Regions from separate parts of the Homo sapiens genome. Here region 1 is linked to region 2. A link is a loop called in an ENCODE intact Hi-C map of the cell type or tissue named here. Cell type or tissue: A673. All regions are shown on one strand. Links, peaks and the distances in the headings refer to the core of each region. The heading gives the core; the rest is flanking DNA.

Region 1 (5,384 bases), core at 183-5,182, 320 kb before region 2:
CCGGGAGGCAGAAGTTGCAGTGAGCAGAGATCGCACCACTGCACTCCAACCTGGGCAACAAGAGTGAAAAGTCTGTCTCAAAAAAAAAAAAAAAGAAAGAAAGAAAGAAAGAAAGTGGAAGAAAAGGCATAAAGGAAGCAAAGCAATCCACGGCCTGCTATTTACACAAAGGGAATGCTCGCAAGTCCAAAATTCACCATTCAAAATGTGGCACTGCAGTGTAACTGTAAATTTTCTTCTAATCCCTTTATTTCCCTAAATTTCTCTAAATATTGTCCTTTATGTAGATACTGTAATAATAATAATAACAGTATTATTATATCCAATGAGGTTGATAATAATATCTAACCTAGAACTAGAAAAAGAGCTTTTTAAATGTAAAGATGTCTGACAGGATGGAATTAAACTATTTTAGAAAACTATCCTCAAAAGCCAGTAGGTATATTATATGCCTCTTAGGCAATGAGGAATACCAGTGATTTCAAACCATGAACAGAAACTTTTGATTTTTCTCCATAAAGAAACCACAGAATCAGTTCTATATAGTCCAGTTTATTTAGCAGTCGAGCAAATGTTCCTATGAAGTACTGATAGGCTTTTTGAAATGTTAATGATTCTGAAAAAAAAAATGAAGAGATGAGGTAGTCAGATAAAATAAGATTTTCTATGGTCTGGTCTTAAATCCAGGACCTATATCAATAAGATAGATTTTTGCAAAGCAAACAACAAAACACACTTAATGATGGGCAAAGCCCAAATAATTTAGACAGTACCAACTACAAACAAGGGTGCAATAAGCCAAACTGCTTTTCAGGTCACTAAAGACCTGCTAAGTTAGACTGTCCCATTTGCAAAGAACACGCTTACTAGTACAAGTGATCACTTCCAGACCAATAAGATATTTCTACATATCACAACTATATGAGCTTTGCCAAATCAAATGCTCTCTAGAGGCAGAAAATAGATCTAAATAATCTTAGTGAGAAAACAGGCCTACAGAAATGTTCGTGTGGCACGATGAGATGCTTGGACTGAGGCGTACAGGAATGCTGAGAAGACGCTGGGATCCCTACAAGCATTGCCTAATTTCTCTCATCTGTACAAATTTCTGTCAAATGTATACAATTACTGATTTGATTATTAAACCTGCAAAGTTATTTAACAATATTGTTAATCCATATAATAGCATGCCCTTACACATTTTCTCAATTAGCAGATACCAAAAATAGTTCTCATGACCGCCAAGAATATTTTTAAAATTAAAAAGTTGCGAGCCAGGGGCGGTGGCTCACGCCTGTAATCCCAGCACTTTGGGAGGCTGAGGCGGGTGGATCACCTGAGGTCAGGAGTTCGAGACCAGCCTGGCCAACATAGTGAAACTCCATCTCTACTAAAAATACAAAAAATTAGCTGGGCGTGATGGCAGGCACCTGTAATCCCAGCTACTAGGGAGGCTGAGGCAGGAGAATCGCTTGAACCTGGAAGGCAGAGGTTGCAGTGAGCGGAGATCGTGCCATTGCACTCCAGCCTGGGCAATGACAGCAAAACTCCATCTTAAAAAAAAAAAAGGAAAGAAAAGAAAAAGAAAAGAAATTAAAAAGTTGGGAAACACTGCCCAAATACAAGTACATGTAAAACAGCCATTAAAAACTCCTCCAGTCTACCTTTTATTCCAATTTAGATCATTCAGTTCTAATTTCCCACATCTATTTTATCTTTCCCATCTAACAAGATTAAGTTGATACCTAACATCTTAGCAAAAGGCAAAAACTTAAAGAACTATGTCACATATGGTATCTTCATTTTAATCCAAATGTTCTTAATTTTAACAAACCACATTCAACTATGTACATATAAATTGACATTAAACTTATATCCAATCTTTAGAATTCTTAAGACAATTCCTTCTTTGAATTAGCCTGTGATCTCATCTTACAAAAGAGTTATGTATAGTTAAGGTCAAATTACTCTTTACAGTCTCCTTTAATAATAGAATTTGGCAATTCAACTGATACATTCTTCCAGAGCAACAAGTAATCAAAATCTAAAACTATTAAAGTATTATTTGCTCTATGGGAATTACTTATTACCTGTTGACTCAACCGTATCTGCTGAAAGACACAGAAATCCTACCAAAGTTAATTTAAGGACTTACCAATTTCCCTTGCAATTCTGACAGCTTCTTCTGCATCCTGTAAAAGCAGGAAATGAGACTCAACATTAATCCCATGAGGCATTGCACAATGTCTTTAGGGCAGTCATATATTGCACTACTGTCTCCTCCGATTCATTTAATGTTCAATTTTACTACCTTCTAACCCTTTTCATTCAGAGAAATGTAAAATTAATACCATAAGTGGAATGTAAATTCTACCTCATCATTATTATATTAAGAAACTCAAAGCAGTTGAAATGAGCTGGCAGGAAGCACTACCAGAATTGCCAATGATTTGGTGCAGTTGCCGGAATTTAATGGCAGAATTTAGATGTTTACAATCAATACTGAATCATAAATCAGGTCATTAAAGCTTGTCCGCAGCCAGCTTGTTTCTGTCCAATATTATGTGTCATGTTTTCCTAGATTCTGTCAGCAGGGGGAGTTGATTCTCTATTGTTTGGGAGTAGTTGATCGATTTTGCAGAAATATGAAAGTTAATTTCCAGTACCTACAGGAATTACGAATTGTTCCAAAAAATCCTTTTGGTAATCTGCATTACCTTTTCTTTTCTATTGTTTCTTTCTTTTTTTTTTTTTTCAGGTACATATTTTATCTCTACAATTGTATCTTGTTACATAAATTAAAAAAAAACTTTAATTTCAACGAACCAACTACTGGAGGAAAAAACTCCAAAAAGCAAAAGAAAGAAAATACCTTCCTAAACAGTAAGGGGTAAAAGTTTATCCATTTAAGGATTAGTTATTGCTAAATATTAACCAATGCCACTTCTACCTCTAAGAAGATGAAAAGACAAAAACTTCCCTTGAATCTAAGTAATTTCACTGATCATTAACCCTCACCTAACACATCCAACACAGGACACTGCTGAATCATTTCCCCAAATAACAATAAAGATAATGTTGAAATCTAAGCCTCCTTCGTGTGTGTGGGTATGTGTGGGGTGTGTGTGTGTGTGTGTGTGTTTGTGTAATTCAGTGACACAAACTAAACTACCACAAAGACTGACAATATTGTTTTGAAACCACAGCTGGTAAGTGTGACTGAATTTTTAGAAAATGACTAAAATGCTGAAGTGAAGCCCAGTGTTTTTTAAGCTTTTAAGCTAATACGTTTAAAATGTAGAGCAACCATGTCAGAATCCTCCGAGAAGGGGGCGGGGGGGGATGTTTATAACTGGTTCACTTATGTCTAATAAAAAAAAATCTTCTTTAAAGTTCTTCAGTACCTAATAACATCCCCTGAATAAGGAGGTTGGCAGGGGAAGTTGTCAGAAAAATTTAATTTCCTTTCATTAGCCAGTCTGCTCCACAAATAGGTGCTTGTTAAGTTCAAAGGGGTCCTGAAAGCGACATCAGTTTTAAGTTGTTTTTTTTTTTTTTTACTCCAAGCAGTCACATCTGCTAATGAGATTTTCCAAATAACAATTGTTTTCAAGTCAGAGATAAATCTATATCTCCCACCCTATGCCTTCCAAAATCAAGGTTTACTGCTTTATTACACGTTGCTGTTTTCGCTGACCCTACATTCTCCAAACTTTAGCTTAAAGGGATGAAAATCCATGAAAAGGGTCATTTAAGAATGTTAGTGGTTTCCACACATTGAGTTGGAAGGTTCTTTGTTCCAGCCAGTGACAGTTATTGGAGAATACTTCCCCTTAATAGCCTCTCTGTCAGGAAGTGTTAAACCTGCCAAATGCGAACAATTAGTGCCTCTTGAACAAAATACAGGAAGAGTGATGGCTGATGAAGACTGGATTATAATAAACCTAGAAGAAAACTTTTAACATTTCTTTCCAACGTGATGAGAGAAAATAAACTGCTATTGTAAAAAGTTCATCACTTGAGAGAACTAACAGGCAAGTTTTAAAAGGTAATTCAAAAATTCATTAGACATATTTTGTCACTTATTTGAATATACATGTTATAGCTGGGTGTGTATGGATACATAAAGCCATATCTATATCTGACACAGCAAATTAAAAATTCCACTGCCACAAATCCAACACTTCTATAGCATGCCACAAAGCAAGCTTATCTTTCAACTTAACAGCATGCTAAGTCTTCTTACTATGAAAATTAGATTCTTCTAAATGAACTTTCAAATAAAATCAAGCTGCCTTAAAAATTAACTTTTCACTTGTCACTCATTCATCCAAAAATACTTTACTGAGGACCTATTATGCACTGGACATTAAAATCTCTATTACTGTTTCAATAATAAACTACTAAATATTATACACTCAGCCCCAATATGGTCTTTGAGAACATGAAGTTTTATTATCAGGCTCTACAAAATTACTTTTGAAGAGATAAAAAGCCCTATATAGCTCCAAATTCAATGGCACTAAGTGACATCACACTGTAAAGGTTGCCTATAACATCATAAGTTTAAAAAACTTTAATCAAACTCTGAATCAACTAAAAAAAGGACCAACAATCATCACAAAAGATTAAATTAAAAGCTCACAGAAAAACAGTTCCAGAAGCACAATATCTGTGCTCAGCCTTGCTCCTAATTACAGAAATACAAATTAAAACAATGAGATCTCACTTTTCCTCTAGCAAATTAAAATCTGATAATGGCCAGGATGACAAAGTTAAATACTTCTCATATTACTGGTGTCATAGAAAATGGGATAATCTTTTTAAAAAGAAATTGTCAGTATCTACCAAAAGTTTGAGGACACGTTATCTTTTGTTCTGAAATTTTACTCCTGGGAAGTCATCCTACAGATATACCCACATGAGTGAACACAGAGAGACATACAAAGAAATTCATTATTTTGAATTCGTTGGTGGTGTTTTAATAAGAAAAAAATTCTGAAAAACAATTTAGTAAGCCTTCAACAAAGGACTGGTACATCCATAAAATGAAATATTAGCCTTTAAAAAGAATGCAGTTGATCTATATGTTCTTATTCAACCACTTATACATTAATTCAATAACTATCTGCCCAGCAACACTACATGAAATACATCTTCTGCCTTCATGGAGCTTATTACAAACTAATGAGAGAAACAGAAAATAAACAAATCAATTGATAACTAAAATAAATGTTACATAGAAACAGAGTACTCAGGCAAGAATACTAGGGAGAACTTGTTTCAGACAGGCTGCTCAGAAAGGGCCCTTCTGGAGTAAAATTTTAAACCTAAGGATAAAGACATCTAGCCAGGCCAAGCACAGTGGCTCACACCTGTAATCC
Region 2 (5,384 bases), core at 315-5,314:
GGCCAGGCTGGTCTTGAACTCCTGACCTCAGGTGATCTGCCCACCTCTGCCTCCCAAAGTGCTGAGATTACAGGCTTGAGCCACCATGTCCAGCTGGTTTGTCATATTTGTGTTTGAATTTGGCTCTACGTGGATTCTGCGTAAGATTTAAGTGTCTTAGTTGGAAAAAGCCTCTGCATAAATGTGCACTGAGGAATATTTGTAACAAAGCTGGGAGCCAAGTAGGGAACTGGCATAGAGATTCTTCTAGACACATAGGCAAAGGATAGCTACCACAGAAAACGGGCAGATATGTGGGATTAGAGTGAGAGGGGTAATTTAGGCGATGAAATGAGCTGGTCTCTTGTACCACTATATGGCAGGTGAGGCAGATCCCCAAGATGAGGGTAGCGGTGCTTCTAGGAAGGGGAGACCACCACACCCCTGCCCTTTCTTGACAAAGTATACCAAGTGCAGATTACACTAGAGGGAGCCAGGCCGATGCCAAGCTTCCCGCTGGATGATGAAGGCCGTGGAGATGAGGAAGAGACACAGAGAACGAAGATGCCAGAGGGGTTAGAAGTGAGGAGTTTACTGTAGTGGGGCACACAGAGAAAATAATATTTGATGGCAACTGGGCGGCTCTTGGCAAGAGATGACCAGCTTGGAAGTCCCTGCCATTCCTGACCCAAGGGCTGTAGGGATCAGCAGCTCAGGCACACACCTGTAACCCATCCTGCACACTGACTGGGAAGTTCTGGTCTAGTCAACGTCAGAAATACATAGTGAAAAGCCAGGGTCGTGGAGCCCTTTGAGAATCTGATGGAAGTTATGGGCCTTCTCCCCAGAAAGCCCACAAATGTGACACACACATACAATTGTGCTCACTGTTTCAAGGGATTTATGAAAATGCTCATCTACTTCTTTAATTTATTTTTATTTTGAGACAGAGTCTCACTCTGTCACTCAGGCTGGAGTGCAGTGGTGTAATCTTGGCTCACTGCAACCTCCACCTCCCAGGTTCAAGTGATTCTCATGCCTCAGCCTCCCGAGTAGCTAGGATTGCAGGTACACACCTGCAATGCCATCATGCCTGGCTAATTTTTATATTTTTAGTAGAGATGGAGTTTCACCATGTTGACCAGGCTGGTCTTGAACCCCTGGCCTTAAGTGACCTGCCCGCTTCAGCCTCCCAAAGTGCTGGGATTACAGATATGAGCCACTATGCCTGGCCAAAATGCTCATCTAATTTTGGATCTTATGATAAGAACCTTGGTTGGAGATTATTAAAGAAAGGGTGTTGATGAAGAAATGAAGGCCAATTCACTTGAATAAATTCAGCAACTAGGATTTAAAAAGTCCATCTAAAGAAGGAGAGAATCACAGACTCTTAGGGCATTCAAAGGCTCCATAAACCTCTGGCTTTGGAAGTGGTTCAAATGCTAGGGATACCAAGCAGAAAATATCCAGGTCAGGTCATTAGATCCAAACAATCGAGCACATTGCAATGGTTGAGCAGATCGCTCGGCTCCGTGTTGGCTACTTTTTAAAGGTCCTGATGTTAACTTGGTCAGGATAATAATTTGGTAAATAGTCAATGGCACAAGTTTTATTTCTGTATCCCTCCTTCCAAACATTTTTCCCCGGGAGGGACCCTTCTCTAGTTTTCTCGGTATGCATGGCGGAATGGGGAGCGTGTGGTGAGGTGTGCTCTTGCACGGACTTCCAAGATTGACAGTGGCTGCCTGGGTACCTATTGTCTCAAGGACTCTGCCACCCAGTGCATAATCAGTTCTAAGCCACTCATCTTCACTTGCCCATATGCCCCCTGGAAGCACCCGTATTGCTGAAATGACATGTATCGAAAACAACGAGACAGTCAGGGCTCAACGCCTTACCAACTATTTGTGAACCAAAATAATAACCAGATCTCAAAAGACTAAATGGTGGGCGAGGGATGGAGCGTCAGTACTACCTTAGAAAATATGTGACTTGTGTTAGTTGAATCTCAGGTCTGACATCATGTGAAAGTGCTTTCTTTGCAAAATACAGCCTGGGGGGAAATTTTGCCAGTGTCTTGCTCTGGTGAGTTAATATGCATTTAACCAGTTTTATAACAGATTATTTACCAACGGGAACAGAATGCTTTGGCACGGGATGCCTTTGAGAGAGCTATTCTATTGCTCTGGCTAATTCCATATTTCAAAATAATTTCCACATACTCCTGGTGGATGTAGGTTCTCTCAAACTCTTCCCTCTACTGGTGAAATGGGAGAACTGGCAAGTAGGTGAGATTATGTTGCCCTCTGGTGTCTGCCAACCCAAAAGAAAGAACTAGAACTTAGGAAGGCGATGAGATGTAGAAGGAAGGTAGAAGGTGCTCCCCATCGGGAGAAAGATAAAGATGGAGAGGTTGGGGGATGAAGAGGGAGGAAGGGAATGAGCTTGGTGTCCTCTGCCCGTTGGACCTTCTTCTCTTGGGTGAGTGACAGGATTCCAACTACTCTTCCTGTCTGAGGAGGAAAGTGACACCTCCAGGGCTATTTGCCTGATGAGTCTGGGGCCTCTGTGATTTGTGATGGAGAAGTAGGCTCATCGGGGGGGTGGGACCTGGCCATTCTCTGCAGGGAACCGCTGGGGAAATGAGCTGGGTGATGGCCACCCATAGTCCCATCCTTCAGGTTTGGCTGAATAGGAGAATGTCCCTGGGACTGGGAGTGGGAGGGAAATAGCCCTTGTCCTTGGGGGAAACTCTTGGCAGTTATGACATTATTAAAAGTACAGGGATGGTGAAGGGGAATTCGCTGGTTGTCCACTGCAGGGGTCTTCACACCTGGTAGCAGTGGCCATTTTAGACTGTGGCCCTTTGGAGCTCTCTCAAGAACATCATGCCAGGAGGGCAGCCCCAGAGAGCATGATGGAGAGGGGGAATTTCTTCCCCCACAGGGAACTGAGTCCAGCCCTCCACCCTCAGAATGGCAGCTACTGCCTGAGGACCCACCTGTGTCTAGGATGGAGACCAGGATTTTCATTCTCCTTAGGGAAACCCACCAATAACCTCAAATGTACTTCTCATGGCCTAGCCTGGGGCACCCGGCTCCTCCCCTCTGGGCCCGTGTCTGGGCTTTGCCATGTTTGCCAGGCACCCGGGGGAGCAGGGTGTGGTGAGCCCAGCCAGCCTGTTATTACATCTTGTATCATCTTCTGATGTGCCTATCCTGTCATTGACTTTTGATGCCCTACACGAGAGCAGGCATTACATTTTCTTGCCACAAACTATGGCAAGTCTGTGGAAATTGTTGATAATTTTTCTTACAGAAAGACCATTGGCTGGGCATGGTGGCTCACACCTGTAATCCCAGCACTTTGGGACGCCAAGGCAGGCAGATCACCTGAGGTCAGGAGTTTGAGACCAGCCTGGCCAACATGGTGAAACCCCATCTCTACTAAAAATACAAAAATTAGCTGGGCGTGGTGGTGCACGCCTGTAATCCCAGCTACTTGGGAGCCTGTGGCGGGAGAATCGCTTGAACTCGGAAGGCAGAGGTTGCAGGGAGCCAAGATTGCACCATTGTACTCCAGCCTAGGGGTCAAGAGAGAAACTCTGTCTCAAAAAAAAAAAAAAAAAAAAGGGAAAAGAAACAAAAAATTGATGACTATTCATAGAAACTGATGGCAGCTAGGAGTAAAAAGGTGGGCAAATTTGGGCAGAGACACAGGGAGGCAGAGCGCTCCATCTTTGGTCAGGGTTAGTGGAGACCATGGAGCCATGGGAGGAAATCCTTTGGGTGCCTGAGCCCTGTGGGGCTGGGGAGGGGACCTGGTTACCCTGGTTTCCTGGAAGGAGGCTGTGGGGAGGCACAGGACGGGAGTGAAGCTGGGAAAAGGAAGCACCTTCAGCAGCAAGTTTCTTTTGTAGATTATCTTGGGTTTTTCAAATCCTAGTTCAAAAGCCAGTAAAGAGCCATGAGTGTTGGCATGTTTCTGTAGTCCCAGCTACTCGGGAGGCTGAGGAGGGAGGATCACTTAAGCCCAGGTGTTGGAGGCCACTCTGATTGTGCCACTGCACTCCATCCTGGGCAATAGAGGGAGACCCTGCCTTAAAACAAGAACAACCACACACACACACACAAAACCAAAAAACCCAAAGCCAGTAAAGCTGGGATTTCTTTTCTTACTTCCTTTTTTTTTTTTTTTTTTTTTGACAGAGTCTCGCTCTGTTGCCCAGGCTGGAGTGCAGTGGCGAGATCTCGGCTCACTGAAACCTCCGCCTCCCAGGTTCAAGCGATTCTCCTGCCTCACCCTCCCAAGTAGCTGGGATTACAGGTGCCCACCATGCCCAGCTAACTTTTGTTTTTTTAGTAGAGGTGGGGTTTCACCATGTTGGCCAGGCTGGTCTCAAACTCCTTACCTCAAGCGATCTGCCCGCCTTGGCCTTGCAAAGTCTGCTGAAATTACAGGCATGAGCCACTGTGCCCGGCCAAAACTGGGATTTCTGATGTAATCCCCAGGCTGACAGAACTCTTGAGTGAAAGGGGGATAATGGTCTAGCACTTAGCTCCCAGTAAATTCAAAGTATAGTTATTGAATGAATGAATGAATGGAATATTGCAATTGATTTTGTTATTGGTTTTTGACTAGAGGGTATGTATATGGATGGTAAGTAAGAAGAGAAAATGGGAAAACCGATTTTGTTTTAAAAAACTGTATGACCACGTAGGAAACATAGGTTCAGATTATAGTTGTGGAAACTCTGCAAGACTAGGAGATGTAAAAGAAGGTTAGAGTGAGGAAAGAAAGCCAGCAGAATAATTTTCAAAGATAGCTAATTCATGGATCTGTAAATTATTTTATTTAATCTTCATGCAACTGAAACAGAAGCAGGCATAATAATTTTGCAGGCAAGGCAGTACACAGGGGGTCGGGCCAGCACCTCCACCAGGCACTTGCTGATTCCCTCCTTGGTATTTTCCCTACAGGTGAAACCAGCTTAGGCTAGTGACTATGAATGTCCGGCGTTGACTTTTAGGGAAAACACGCTGCAGAAGGACATCCTGCACCCTCCGTGGGGTGGCGGGGGGGGTATGATTCCCCCCATTTGCTGAGGTGCCCGCCAGCTGGGCGATGCCTTTGAACTTCTGGGCTTTGAGTGCCCACGCACCCGGCCACAAGCCACCTTCCCCAGCACTTGCTCCCTCTGAGGAAGCGGCATCTACTCTAGCACGGGCTTTGCCTGTAACCTTTAGTGCTGTTTTCTAGAAAAGGATTTGGTGAGGTTCGTTGTATTCAGACTGGGTTGTTCTTTTAGAAATTGGTCTGTGCTGTCTTCATTTTATTTGCCAAAATATGAGCTACAACGCTACGGACTGATCATTTTACTAAATCTTTCTCCTTCTCCCACTCCT

The links. Hi-C counts contacts between places; a loop is a spot of excess contacts. Peaks named below come from ENCODE experiments on the same cell type or tissue, not always from the same donor. Only the 100,000 strongest peaks of a DNase experiment are listed, where the experiment ranks them.
Region 1: a loop joins it to region 2, with 7 times the contacts of the local background. A loop is called at or near these places in 83 of 110 quality-filtered maps.

What each region holds. Positions count from the first base shown.
Region 1 is chr13:100,232,650-100,238,033 of GRCh38, reverse strand. PCCA (propionyl-CoA carboxylase subunit alpha) reads right to left here. Exons shown (of 24, transcript NM_000282.4): 8 at 2,156-2,192. Among named protein-coding and RNA genes, the nearest start is that of PCCA, 150 kb to the right of the region's middle. In A673, for the core only: a CTCF peak has its summit at 2,595 (motif pointing right); DNase peaks (open chromatin) are centred at 2,343, 3,093 and 3,833; H3K4me3 peaks cover 1,547 bases; H3K27ac peaks cover 3,826 bases.
Region 2 is chr13:99,913,566-99,918,949 of GRCh38, reverse strand. The region is part of intron 1 of CLYBL-AS3 (CLYBL antisense RNA 3); the gene reads left to right. Among named protein-coding and RNA genes, the nearest start is that of CLYBL-AS3, 41 kb to the left of the region's middle. RefSeq lists enhancers at 4,580-5,079, 5,080-5,384. In A673, for the core only: a CTCF peak has its summit at 2,268 (motif pointing left); a DNase peak (open chromatin) is centred at 2,249.